2 separate regions of the Homo sapiens genome follow, and region 2 is linked to region 1. A link is an interaction called in ENCODE POLR2A ChIA-PET data of the cell type or tissue named here. Cell type or tissue: Panc1. All regions are shown on one strand. Links, peaks and the distances in the headings refer to the core of each region. The heading gives the core; the rest is flanking DNA.

Region 1 (8,098 bases), core at 1,483-6,482:
TAGGCAAGATGTAATACAGACTGTTGCTGCCCCACCTGCACCCCCTCTCCTAAACACTTCAGTGCACCACCAGCCAGCTCCCAATTGCCAATGCCTGCGGGCACCTCTCTGCCTGAGGGCCATCTCTGGCCACTAGAGCTTGCGCTGCCTGTGTGTGCAGTGGTTTAGGAGTACCGGGAATTAACACCCCCAGGAGCAACCTCACCCAGTGACAGAGGCGGGGTGGGTGTATACATGCCCTAGTTCCCTCACCCCATGGTGGGATAACTCTGAAGTGTGTTTCACAAAGCATGCCAGAGTTCCCCCAAGGGACACCGATGTAACTGACTTGATAAGGCATCTTTCACTGGCTTCCTTTGCTTCCCTGTCTCGCTTCCCCATTCCTCTACCAGAGTTTCCTGGACTTACCTCCCAAATAATTACAGCATTCAGCTCCTTATCTCAGAGTCTACTTCTGGGGCAACCCAAACTAAGACTATGAGTCCAAGTGTGTTTTGACTGTCCATGGTGTCCACTACGAAATTTCTCACATGGCCACAACACAGAGTCCACATATTGCCTAATGACCCCTCTACACACATATCAAATACCCCACCATCATCCTCTTCCTCCACCCACCACTCCCCTGGAAACTTCCTTGCCTGAATCTCATGGCTCAAGATCCAGCTCATCTGATCAACCAACCTGTGCCATCGGGAGAAGGCTTAGGGCTGCCAGGTATTCCCAGAGTAACCTTCTGGAAACAGTGGCAGTGCTTCTGCCAGCTAGCTTGTTAATAACTCTAAAGTGGAACTTGTAGGCAGTGTGACAAGATGTTGGACCCGGTGGAGACTGGCAGCAACCTCCAGTTCACACTACCAAGCAGGCTCACCTTCCTACCCACAAGGGCGGGGGAAGCCCTGACATTTCCAATAAGGGCCTCTAACATCTAACCAGAGTTCTAGACCCAGAATGAGCCCCAGATTCTGTAGTCTGGATGCAATGAGGTCTGAGAATAAGAAATGAGGTTCACAGGGGTAGGGGAAGGATTATAGAGATGTGGGCACACAATGAGCTTATAAACGCCATGCAGACATGTCCTGGATTCCCCTAAGCCTGGGAGGTGACACAGGAGAATGAGAAAGAAAGCTGTAGAAAGTCCTTTGACATGGCTTTTAACTTCAGCCTCGGCACCTAATTGCTGTGTGACCTTGATAAGCCACTTGCCTTCTGCGGTCTCAGTTTCTTCCTGCAATGAATCTGGAAGATTTGTTTTTGGGTCATTGAAGGCCACTGGCTGGCAGCTGAGCTCACTCCTTGCCATACCCTCGTGCCCCTCCTCATGGCCTTCTCTGTGTCTACCCTGTAGTCTTATTCCAGAAAGAAAAGTGAATTCAGGTCTTGCCGTGGCACAGAACTTCAGCTTGCCTTATGGGCTTTATGTATCTTGCCAGAAGGTAACCTGGCCTCCTCAAGGTCCCCTGCATTTTACTGGAACACCGGAATCAAACCCAAGTAGATGAGGCCACTGAAATTCAATTCATTTCCCCATCTCTATCTGCCCAGTATCCCTCTCAGAGATGGGGGAAATGCCTTCATCAAGAGTTTCTAAAGAATCACTTGGCAGCTGGGGACAGTGGCTCATACTTGTAATCTGAGCACTTTGGGAGGCCGAGGCGGGCAGATTGCTTGAGCCCAGGAATTTGAGGCCAGCCTGGGCAACATGGCAAAATCTCGTCTCTACAAAAATACAAAAAATTAACCGGGTGTGGTGGCACATGCCTGTAATCCCAGCTACTCAAAAGCTGAGGCACTTGAACCCAGGAGACGGAGAATGCAGTAAGCTGAGATGGTGCCACTGCACTCCAGCCTAGGAGAAAGAGTGAGACATTGTCTCAAAAAATTAAAAAAAAAAAAATCACTTCAGGAGCGTCTCAGGGCCGAGGAGTTACTCAAGTTCAACTCAGAGGTCTCCGTTCCTGAATCTTTCTTTCTGATAAGTTGTTACAGAAAGTTGAAACAAGGTCAATAGGAAGAACTTCCCAAAATGAAGGACCAGAGGCACTGAGCAAACAGCAGTGGGGCTGCTTGGTCTCATGTGGGTGTGGGCCTGCTGAGAGGCAGAAAGATGAGTTAGATCACCTCCGGACCAGAGCCTCTCACACAGCCCATCCGTCTCTGTTCCCAGAAATCAGGAGGCTGCTTTTTCTGGAACCACAGAGCTCTTCTGCCTTCGGGGCTGAAAGGAGACACCTGCTAGCAGAGAGAGGTACCAACCGGTAGACATCAACAATCCCAGGGACATGTGAACCGACAGTGTCGGGGGGCGCTGGCAGACGGGAAGCTGGTGGGACTGTCACTTGAATGTCTGGGTGACCCAAGCAAGTCATCCCCCTCCTCTAGGTCGCTGTCTTTCCTCAGGTCTCTTCTGGGCATCTTCAGAGCAGCCAGGACCCCCACCCCCACCCCACCTGAGCTAGGCTGGCAGAGTGGGGCGAGGTGAGGATAGGCTGGCAGAGTGGGGTGAGTGAGGAGGAGAGCAGTCATTCACATTCATCTAAATCCCCTTTCATTCAAGAAACACCAACTGCCCCTAAAACGGGTATTTGTGGCAAAGACTGCTCATCACCCACCCAATACCCACTCTCCCTTTCTTTCTAACAGAATACAGATATTTTCTCAGATGGGAATGTGCCCATCTAAAAAACCCTATTTCTCAGCCTGCCTTGAAGCTAAGAATGGCCAGTAAGATGTAAGCAGAAGTCACTGCAGGGTGTTTCTGGGAAAGCTCCTTAAAGACAGCAGACTCAGCCGACAGGCCTGCCTTTTAAAGGTTCCTGCTGTCTTCCTTCCTGGAATGTCTCATGATGGCTGAGCCCCATCAGCCTTTTGGTGACCTTGAGGCAAAATGTCAAAAGGCAGGGTTCCCAACCTTTGCTGCACACTGGAATCACGTAGGGACTTTTTTTTTTAATGCAGATGACTGGTTTCCACCCCCTAGACATTCTGATTTAATGGGTATGTTGTGCAACCTGGGCTTTTTTTTTTTGAGATGGAGTTTCACTCTCGTTGCTCAGGCTGGAGTGCAGTGGCGTGATCTCGGCTCACTACAACCTCGGCCTCCCTGATTCAAGCGATTCTCCTGCCTCAGCCTCCCGAGTAGCTGGGATTACAGGTGTCCGCCACCACACCTGGCTAATTTTTTTATTTTTAGTAGAGACGGGGTTTCACCATGTTGCCCAGGCTGGTCTCAAACTCCTGACCTCAGGAGATCCACCCGCCTTGGCCTCCCAAAGTGTTGGGATTACAGGTGTGAGTCACTGAGCCTAGCCAGCATCAGGACTTTTTAAACCTTCCAGGTTATTCTAACATGCAGCCAAGTTTGAGAACCACCACCATGAGAAGAGCAGAGCACGAAGATGAAAGGAGCCTTGAGAACCTACCTTGAGACTTGAGAAAGTCATCATTTGTTTAAGCCTTTCTGGTCAGGTCTTTCTTTCTAGCAAACAGGCCTGGGGGGTCCTTATGCTGCTCCCTTGGGCCAACCCATCTGCCACAGCACAGGCTGGGGAACAAAAATCTGCCAGGGAATGCCTTCAGAAACCTCACATTTGGGGAAGTAGACAGGCACTGGACTTTGCATTGGGCAGTCTTGAGTTCGAACCCTGACTCCACCACCGCCTAACTGTAGGGCCCTGGGCAAGTCACTCAATGTGAACCTCAGCTCCTCCATCTGGAAAATGAGGGCATTAGAAAAGGCTGTGTGTTCACCAGCTCAGCTGTGAGCTCCTTGGGGACAGATGTCATTTCACCTCTGCAGCCAAGACCCACCACCCTTCCAGACACGTAGTGGGTACTCATTAAATATTTGCTGGTTTTGATCAGGCATGGTGGCTCACAACTGTAATCCCAGCACTTTGAGAGGCCAAGGTGGAAGGATCACTTGAGCCCAGAGTTTGAGACCAGCCTGGGCAACATAGTGAGACCTCCATCTCTACTAAAAATTAAAAAAAAAAAAAAAAAAGTTAGCCGGGCATGGTGGTGTATGCCTGTAGTCCCAGCTACTCACGAGGCTGAGGTGGGAGGATTGCCTGAGCCCAGGAGATCGAGGCTGCAGTGAGCTATGATCACACCACTGTTCTCCAGCCTGCAAGACAGTGAGACCCTGTCTCAAATGAAATCAATTTTGCTGGTTTTACATTGAATTGCTACTTTGTTCTCCAGCTCTGAAATTTTCACTTTCTTTGGTTTTTTTGTAATAGAGACAGAGTCTCACTATGTTGCCCAGGCTGGTCTGGAACTCCTGGGCTCAAGTGATCCTCCCATCTCAGCCTCCCAATGTGCTGGGATTACAAGTGTGAGCCACAGCACCTGGCCTCACTTTATTCTTAACCAAACAGGAAAGAGAATAAACAAAAGGGCCACATTTCAAAAAGGTACCATAATTTACCTATTAAAAATCAAAGAAAACTGTGTTTCTGAAGGAGACTCCTTCAATCTCTCTAGGTTTGGGAAGCCAAACCTAGAGAACCAAGGGAGGTCCCTTGGTTAGAAGCCAGAAAAGGGGCCAGTCTCCTGGGCTCTTGGCCTGGACCCTCCAGTTAGCACCATTGAAGTAGAAAGCCTCCTTGCTCACAGTTTAGAAAATAATCAGTGGATTTTGTTTTTTTCCCAAGACTCCAGGGTTCAGATGAACTTTGTTGAAACTAAGCTTGGGCAGTAACCTGGAAAACCAGGAAATGCCCTCAGAAAGTCCAAGGGAAGAAGACATCTGTTTTGGTCTGGCTTTTTCAGACACACTGTCTACACCAGCTGTGCCCAAGAATCATCTAAACAGCTCTTACAACCACAGATGCCTTGATGCCACCTGCAGGGTTTCTGATTCAGGAGGCCCGGGGTGGGGCTGGGCATCTGTTGTTGAAAAAGCTCTCCAGGTGGTTCTGACATGCGCCAGGGCTGAGAACCACTTTTCTACACAGCTTCCAATCCTCCAGATAATTAATGTATCTCGGCTGAGTTTCTGGGCCTGGAAAGGAACCAAGAAGAGCCTGGGGTGGAATCTTCAAAGCCAGCCAAGCAGTGCCCTCGAGTCTGCTCAAGCCACCACCCAGCCACCAAGGTCACCCACCCCTGCAGCTCCAGCCTTTCACAGGCAAAAGGCTGGGCTTGGGGAAGGGGAGCTGCTATTCCAGCCTCCCTGGCCTGCCACATTTCTCAAAAGCACAGCCTATACCTCCTGTTGCCACATGCCACCCACACCCGGAGCTCCCTGCCATCTGCCTGCCACCCTCTCTGCTCTCGTGAAACGGAGTCCCCATAGTTCACCTTCGAGTTTACAAAGTGCTATCACTCCTGGGCTTCTCTGTAATCCCAAAAGGTAAGCGTGCCTAAACCAGGCTTCACATGGGGAAACTGAGGCTCAGAGAGGCGAGGCCATTGGGCAAGGACCCTCAGAGGCAACAGGCTGCCCACCTGGCCCTCCAACCCGAGTCCAGACTTCTTACTTGAAGCCCTCATTTTGCACAGCGCAATCCCTGGTCTAGCAGCATCGGCACCACCAGATTCACGCAGAATCTCAGCCCAGCCCCAGCCCCGCTGAATCAAGAATCCGCATTTCCACAAGATCCCAGGGGAGACTTGTGCACGGGAAAGTTTGAGGAGCCCCACTCTGTGCTGCAGCTGCCCCGAGCTCCCCAGTCCCCCGGTGGCCCTTTCTCATTCCTCCTCCTCCTCTCACAGACTCTGTCACAGACCCTCGGGTCATGTCCCCTCTCAGGCCTCCTCCCGCCCCCTAAACATTGGTGCTCCCCAGGGCTCTGGCCTCAGCCCAATCCCTTCTCTCTACTTTCTAATCCCTGGCAATTTTATTCCACCTCATGGTTTCAACCCACATCCTTCTGCAGACATAAATCCAGATGTGCAAATCTACCTCTCCTGAGTTGATCTCTCTCCTGAGCTCAGTGCTCATTGTCCACCCGATTTGTCGATATCCCCCCCAGACATGCCAGTGCCAGAATCCCATGAAGTTCAAAACTTCACTCACATTGTCACTAAAACTATTTACTGAGGCCTTGCTACGTGCCAGGCACTGTGCTCAGAGCTTCCTAAGCACCGTCTCATCACAAGCCCACGCAGTGAGTACGATGATCTCCATCTGACAAGCGGAGAAGCCACGGCTTAGAAAGCAGATGTAACTTCCTGGGCTTTTACAGCTGGTGTGGGGCAGAGCTGGGATTCAGACCCAGGTTTCTTATGCAGAGGTCGAGGCTCTTAACTACTTCACTTCCCCAAACCTGTCTGACTTCCAGTGGCTTTTGTTCAACCTGTTATCACTGTGTGCCAAGTCTCCCAGCTCCAAACCTCAGAGCCGTTTGCAGCTCCTATTCCTTGCCTGAACTCTTTCCGATACACTTTTAGTGCTTAATGATGGTACAATCTTGTGTCTTGCCTTTTGCAACAGCCTCTAACTGGTTTCCTTCCTCCACCCTCAAACCCCTACCATCTATTCTCTACATGACAGCCAGAGAGGTTCTATTAAAAAGGTGTCAGTTCATGTCCCTTCTCTGCTCAAAACCCTGCCATGGTCCCCTATCTCATGCAGAACAAAATCCAGAATCCTTTCATAGCCTTCAAGGCTCCAAATGATTGGACCTACTAACTCTCTGGCCCCACCTTCTACTGCACTCCCCCTGGCTCATTCTGCTCCAGCCACATTGGACTCCTCACTGTTGCTCCAACAGGCCAGGGCCTTTGCAGCGGCTATTCCTCTGCCTGGAACACACCTCCTGCAGATGCCCACAAAGCTCCCTAGGACTCCCCTGGACAACTGCAAAGCCTCCTGACAGTCTCTCCAGCACGGCCTCCTCCCACACACAGCGGCATGGCTACCTGGCCCATAATATGGCTTGCATCAACCCAGCTCCCTGTTTGACATCCTCCTTACAGCTTTGCAATGAGCAGTTCTGGGTTCAAGTCCAGGTCTGCCACTTGGACAAGGGACTGATAAATGACTTTCTCAAGGAGTTGTGATGAGACTGAAGATAATGCATACTTATGATCACAGGCTGGACAGTCAATGTTAGCAATGTTTAATATTATTCCTGGCCAGGCACAGTGGCTCACGCCTGTAATCCCAGCACTTTGGGAGGCTGAGGCAGGCAGATCACAAGGTCAGGAGATTGAGACCATCCTGGCTAACATGGTGAAACCCCGTCTCTACTAAAAATATAAAAATTAGCTGGGTGTGGTGGAGTGTGCCTGTAGTCCTAGTTACTCGGGAGGCTGAGGCAGGAGAATTGCTTGAACCTAGGAGGCAAAGGTTGCGGTGAGCCAAGATTGTGCCACTGCACTCCAGCCTGGGTAACCGAGACTCCACCTCAAAAAAAAAAAAAAAAATCCTTTACTGTTCCAGCCCTAACGGCCCCAGTTCCCTTTCAGCTTATGCTCCAGCCCAACTGAACAGCTCACGAACTCCTCACACACTCGGGTTCCTTAGCTTCCAGGCCTTTGCCACAATGTGCCCTCCACCTGGAATGCCCCTCTCAATCCTTACTTCTATTTGTCAAGGCCAGTTCAAATGCTCTCTTTTCCACAAGGCCTTGGAAGCAATTACTTCAACCTTCAAATTCTCACAACCTTTTATCCGCCCTTGCTACATGACATTTATCAAAATCTCCCCCTACCTTACATGTGATTCCCCTTCTCCTTCCATCTTATTCATCTCAGTAGCCCTGCCAATGTCCAGAACTGAGTCTTACTCAAGGTAGAGGCTCAGTGAACATTTAATGAATGATGAGTGAAAGGAACACCACACTGCTTTCCTTCCCTGCAAATCAGAAGATCCGGTGGGACTGAGTCTTAGGGCTACTTCTTACCAGCTGTGCAATGTTGATCAGGTCACTAAAACTCTTGGAACCTCAGTTTTCTCATCTGTTCAATGGAGACAATAGTACCCCTTGTGCTGACCTCTCAGAACGTCATGGAAGCAAAGGCTGCAGAGGCATGAAAATGCCTGGTAAGTCATGTGGCACTTACACACTTATAAGGGATTGTTGTTCTGACCAACAATCCTCCCTAAAAGGTTCATTCCCCCTCACACAAAAGGATCCCTGAAAAAACC
Region 2 (6,344 bases), core at 1-5,000, 270 kb before region 1:
CAAACTTCGAAAACTCACTTATTAATTCTAGGAGCTTTTTTGGTAGATTCTTTGTGATTTTTCTGTGAATTCATCATGTAATGTGTTGAAAAGGACACTTTTCTTTTTTCCTTGCCAATTGTATGCCCTTTTCCCCTGCCTTTATTTCACTGTCTAGGACATCCACTAGGATTTGAATAGGATGTTAGCTATATATATATGCACACCAATATGAATATACACATATATCCTTCATTATCAGGTTATAACAGTTCCCTTTTATTACTAATTTTTAATAATTAGTGGCTGTTTAATTTTGTTAAATGCTTTTTCAGCAGCAATTAATATGAAGTTTTGATACTTAAGTATGTTAATGTGATAGATTATATTGGTTGATCTTTGAATATTTAAACAGTCTTGCAAGTGGGCCATGGTGTATAATTCTTTTTATATATTGCTGGATTTGATTTGTTAGTATTTTGTTTAGGATATTTGTTTTTTTATTCATGAAGGATATTGGTCTGTGATTTTCTTTCACTCTACTGTCTTTATCTGCTTGTTGTATCAGGGTGATGCTGAGCCTCAAAAGATATGGTGGAAAATATTTCTTTTTGTTTTGTTTTGTTTTGTTTTGTTTTGTTTGAGGTGAAGTCTTACTCTGTTGCCCAGGCTGGAGTGCAGTGGCGCGATCTTGGCTCACCGCAACTTCCACCTCCCAGGTTCAAGCAATTCTCCTGCCTCAGCCTCCCAAATAGCTGGGACTACAGGCGCGCGCCAACATGCCTGGCTAATTTTTGTATTTTTAGCAGAGATGGGGTTACACTATGTTGGCCAGGCTGGCCTCGAACTCTTGACCTCATGATCTGCCCACCTTGGCCTCCCAAAGTGCTGTAATTATAGGCGTGAGCCACTGTGCCTGGCCAAATTTTTCCTCTTCTTTTTTTTTTTTTTTTTTGAGACGGAGTCTTGCTCTGTCGCCCAGGCTGGAGTGCAGTGGCGCGATCTGGGCTCACTGCAAGCTCCACCTCCCGGGTTCATGCCATTCTCCTGCCTCAGCCTCCCGAGTAGCTGGGACTACAGGCACCTGCCACTACGCCCGGCTAATTTTTTGTATTTTTAGTAGAAACGGGGTTTCACCGGGTTAGCCAAGATGGTCTCGATCTCCTGACCTCATGATCCACTGGCCTCGGCCTCCCAAAGTGCTGGGATTACAGGCGTGAGCCACTGTGCCTGGCCAAATTGTTCCTTCTTAATCTATTTTCTAGAAGAGATTCTGTAGACTTGGTATCATTTCTTCTTTATATGTTTGGTGGACTCCACCAGCAAAGCTATCTGGACCTCAATTTTTGAAGATGGTATTTAAAATAATGAATTCAATTTCTTTAATAGATATAGGATTGTTCAGGTAATCTATTTCTTCTTGGATGAGTTTCAGTAGTTTGCAATTTTTAAGAAGTTGGCCCTTATCAATGGGTCCACTTATGTGTGTAAAGACGTTTACAGTATTTCTCATTAATTTTCTTTTCTTTTCTTTTCTTTTTTTTGAGATGGAGTTTCACTCTTGTTGCCCAGGCTGGAGTGCAATGGCGTGGTCTCGGCTCACCGCAACCTCTGCCTCCTGGGTTCAAGCGATTCTCCTGCCTCAGCCTCCCGAGTAGCTGGGATTACTGGCATGCACCACCACACCCAGCTAATTTTGTATTTTTAGTAGAGATGGGGTTTCTCCATATTGGTCAGGCTGGTCTTGAATTCCCAACCTCAGGTGATCTGCCCACCTCAGCCTCCCAAAGTGCTGGGATTACAAGTGTGAGTTACCGTGCCCGGCCAAACTTTCTAATGACTGTAGTGTCTGTAGAGATATCCCCTCTTTCATTCCTGCTATGGGTAATATGTATCCTCTTTTATTTTCCTCTGTCAGTCTGACAAGAAGTTTATTAATCTTATTAATCTTTTCAAATAACCGGATTTTTGGTTTCTTTATTTTTCCCTCATTTTACTGTTTTGAATTTTATTAATTTATCTTTATATTTTTATTATTTTCTTCCTCTCATTGCTTTGGGTTTATTAGCTCTTGTTTTTCTAATTTCTAGAGGTAGACACTTTGATTGTTGAATTGGGACCTTTCTTCTTTTCTTAAGTTTTTTTTTTGAGATGGAGTCTTGCTCTGTCACCCAGGCTGGAGTGCAGTGGCATGATCTTGGCTCACTGCAACCTCTGCCTCCCAGATTCAAGCAGTTCTCCTGCCTCAGCCTCCCCAGTAGCTGGCATGCACCACCACACCCAGCTAATTTTTGTATTTTTAGTAGAGATGGGATTTCGCCATGCTGGCCAGGCTGGTCTCAAACTCCTGATCTCAGGTGATCTGCCTGCCTCAGCCTCCCAAAGTGCTGGGATTACAGGCATGAGCCACCACGCCTGGCTCTTCTTTTCTTAAATACAATTAAATACTATAAAATTTCCCTCTAAGCATTATTTAGCTGCATCCTGCAAATGTTGATATGTTGTATTTTTATTTTCATTTTCTTCAAAGCATTTTCTTTCTTTTTTCTTTTTTTAAGATGGAGTCTCACTCTGTTGCCCAGGCTGGAGTAGTGGTGTGATCTCAGCTCACTGCAACCTCCGCCTCCCAGGTTCAAGCGATTTTCCTGCCTCAGCCTCCTGAGTAGCTGCGATTACAGGTGCATGCCACCATGCCCGGCTAAGTTTTGTATTTTTAGTAGAGATGGGGTTTCACCATGCTGGCCAGGCTGGTCTTGAACTCCTGACCTTAGGTGATCTGCCCGCCTCAGCCTCCCAAAGTGCTGGGATTATAGGCTTGAGCCACTGAGCCCAGCCTAGTTTTCTTTTGATCAGTGTTTGCATGTTGTATCATTTAATATCCTTCTATCTACCTATACCCATATATATATAATATATAATATAAATAAATAGTATATATGTGTGTATATATGTACATATGTGTATATATGTGTGTGTGTGTGTATATATATATATATATATATATATATATATATATATATATATAGTCTGTTTGTTTTTTGAGACAGAGTTTCTTTCTGTCTCCTAAGCTGGAGAGCAGTGGCATGATCTTGGCTCACTGCAATCTCTATCTTCAGGGTTCAAGTAATTCTCATGCCTCAGCCTCCCAGATAGCTGGGACTACAGGCACGTGTCACCATGCTTGGCTAATTTTTTTGTATTTTTAGTAGAGACAGGTTTTCGCCACGTTGCCCAGGCTGGTCTCAAACTCCTGAGCTCAATCTGCCTGCCTTGGCCTCCCAAAGTGGTAGGATTACAGGAGTGAGCCACCAGACCCAGTTTATACCCTTATATTTAAAGTGAGTTTCTTGTACACAGCATGTAATTGGTTCTTGATTTTTAAAAAGTTCTTCTATAATATCTGTCTTTTAATTTTTTTTTTAGATTATTGACATTTAATGCAACTATTGATATGTTTGGACTTAGGTCTACGATTTTATTATTTGTTTTCTGTTTTTTTTTTGTTTTTTGTACTTCTGTTTTCCCTTTCTTGCCTTCTTTTGGATTATTTGAAAATTTTAAATACTCAATTTTAATTGTTTTAGTGAATTTTGACTATTTTTGGTATTTGTTTTTTTTTTATTTTTAAAAGAAGAAAAAAATCCATCTTCTCAAGTTGCTTCTCACTTGATTTTCTGCTCAGGAGGAAAGGATGAAAATGGAAGAGAATATGAAACAGAGAACTCTGAGTATAATTTCTTTCCAGTTCCTATTCCCAAAATAGATTTGAGGCTGCTAGTTGACAACATACGATGGTTTAATGGACAATTTTTTGACTTTACAGTGGGTTTATTGGGGTATTAAATGCATTTTTGACTTATGATATTTTAAACTTACGATGAGTCTATTGGGGTCTAACCCCATATTGAGTTGAACATCTGCTTTTGTGTGTGTGTGTGTGTGTGTGTGTGTGTGTGTGTGTGTGTGTGTATTCAATTTACTGATTTACTGTCTGGTATTCTTTCATTTTAGCATGAAGGACTCTTTTCCATATTTTTTGTAAGGAAGGTCTGCTAACAGCAGATTCTCTTTTTTGTTTTTGTTTATCTGGAAATGTCTTCATTTCTCTTTCACTTTTTTTTGTTTTTTGTTTTTGTTTTTGAGATGGAGTTTCACTCTTGTTGCCCAGGCTGGAGTGCAATGGCATGATCTTGGCTCACTGCAACCTCTGCCTCAAAGGTTCAAGCGATTCTCCTGCCCTAACCTCCTAAGTAGCTGGGACTACAGGCATGAGCCAACACACCTGGCTAATTTTTGTATTTTTAGTAGAGATGGAGTTTCACTATATTGTCCAGGCTGGTCTTGAACTCCTGATCTTGTGATCCGCCCCCCTTGGCCTCCCAAAGTGCTGGGATTATAGGCATGAGCCACAGCGCCCGGCCTCTATTTCATGTTTGCAAGATAGTTTTCCTGGGTATGGAATTCTTGGCTGAACCTGGGCATAGTGGCGTATGCCTGTAATCCCAGCTACTTGGGAGGCTCAGGTGGGAGGATCACTTGAACCCAGGAGGTGAAGGCCAGCCTGAGCAACATAGTGAGACACCATCTCTTTAAAAATAGGTAGTTGTGACTGGGCACAGTGGCTCACACCTGTAATCCCAGCACTTTGGGAGGCTGAGGCAGGAGGATCATGAGGTCAAGAGATCGAGACCATCCTTGCCAACATGGTGAAACCCCGTCTCTACTAAAAATACAAAAATTAGCCAGGTGTAGTGGCACGTGCATGTAATCCCAGCTACATGGGAGGCTGCAGCAGGAGAATCACTTGAACCCGAGAGGTGGAGGTTGCAGTAAGCCGAGATCGCGCCACTGCACTCCAGCCTGACAACAGAGCGACACTCCATCTCAAAAAAAAAAAGGTAGTTGTTTGAAAGTATTAATAAGCTAAACAAATTTAGTGAGAGTGATAAAAAAAATTATTGGTTGCGAGTCTTTTTCTTTCAACATTTTGAATATGCCTTCTGGCCTCCATGGTTTCTAATGAGAAATCAGCTGTTAATCTTATTGAGGATCCATTATATGTGATGAGTTGCTTCTTTTGCTGCTTTCAAGATTCTCTCATTGTTTTTTTTGACACTTTGACTATGATATATAGTGTGCATCTGTGAGTTTATCCTACTTGGAGGTTATTGAGCTTTTTGGTTGTGCAGATTAATGCTTCTCAGTAAATTTGGGAAGTTTTTGGCCCTTATTTCTTCAAATATTATTTCTGCTCCTCTCTCTATCCTCTATGTCTGAGGCTCCCATTATGTGTTTGTTGGTACACTTGCTGGTGTCCCATAGGTGTCTGAGGCTTTGTTCATTTTTATTCATCACTATTGTTTTTTTCTGTGCCTTAGTCTGGGTAATCTCATTTGACTTCAAGTTTTATGATTCTTTCTTTTGACAATTCAACTCTGCTGTTGAGTGCTGTCTTAGTCAGCCAGGGCTGTCCTAACAAAATACCATAGACTGGGTGGCTTAAACAAAAGAAATGTATTTTCTCACAATTCTGCAGCCAGCATGGTCAGGTTCTGGTGGGAGTTTTCTTCCTGGCTTACAGATGGCCATCTTCTCTCTGTGGGCCATGGCCTTCCTTCATTGTGTGCACCTGGAGGAAGAGGGGGACGGAGGAATGGGAAGGGGAGAGGGAGATAGTGAGTGATCTTCCTCTTCTCATAAGATGACCAATTCTATCAAATTAGGAGCCCATCCTTAGGACCTCATTTAACTTTAAATACATCCTAAAACCCCATCTCCAAATACAGTCATGATATAGGTTAGGGCTTCGACATATAAATTTTTGGAGAAGACAATTAAGTCTTATTTGGTTCTTTTTTAAAAAGTAATTTTTATCTCTTTATTTTCTCTATTTGGTGGGACATTGTCCTCATCCTTTCTTTTTAATTCTTTAGACATAGTTTCCTTTAATTCTTTTAACATATGATAATAGCTGACTTAAAGTCTTTGTCTAATATGTCCAGTGTTTGTGCTTCTTCAGGTACACTTTCTATTAACTGCTTTTCCGCCCATCTGTGGGCCATACTTCACCATTTCTTTGTGTGTCTCTTAATTTTTTGTTGAAAACCAAACATTTAAAATAACATGGCACCTGTGGAAATCAGATCACCCAGGTTTGTTTTGTTGCTGGTTTTTTTTTTTTTTTTTTTTTTCGGTCACTTTCCTGGACTAATTCTGCAGTCTGTGTACTTTTTCATGTTTGTCTACTGAATCTCTACTTGGTAAGCTTAGTGGTTGCCTAACGACTGGACAGATTTCCATAAATTCCATGAACCAATAAATCTCCCAGCCTTTTTGAAGGTCTCTCAGTGTGTGTTGGTGTATGG

Evidence for each region. ChIA-PET counts read pairs that join two places held together with the same protein. Peaks named below come from ENCODE experiments on the same cell type or tissue, not always from the same donor. Only the 100,000 strongest peaks of a DNase experiment are listed, where the experiment ranks them.
Region 2: POLR2A ChIA-PET joins it to region 1 with 7 read pairs; 2 of 35 experiments call an interaction of 5 or more read pairs at or near these places.

The regions. Positions count from the first base shown.
Region 1 is chr6:37,683,416-37,691,513 of GRCh38, forward strand. All of the region lies in intron 1 of MDGA1 (MAM domain containing glycosylphosphatidylinositol anchor 1), which reads right to left. Among named protein-coding and RNA genes, the nearest start is that of MDGA1, 10 kb to the right of the region's middle. In Panc1, for the core only: no CTCF peak of the experiment used is centred there; no DNase peak of the experiment used is centred there; H3K27ac peaks cover 267 bases.
Region 2 is chr6:37,412,560-37,418,903 of GRCh38, forward strand. No RefSeq gene overlaps it. Among named protein-coding and RNA genes, the nearest start is that of CMTR1, 17 kb to the right of the region's middle. In Panc1, for the core only: no CTCF peak of the experiment used is centred there; no DNase peak of the experiment used is centred there.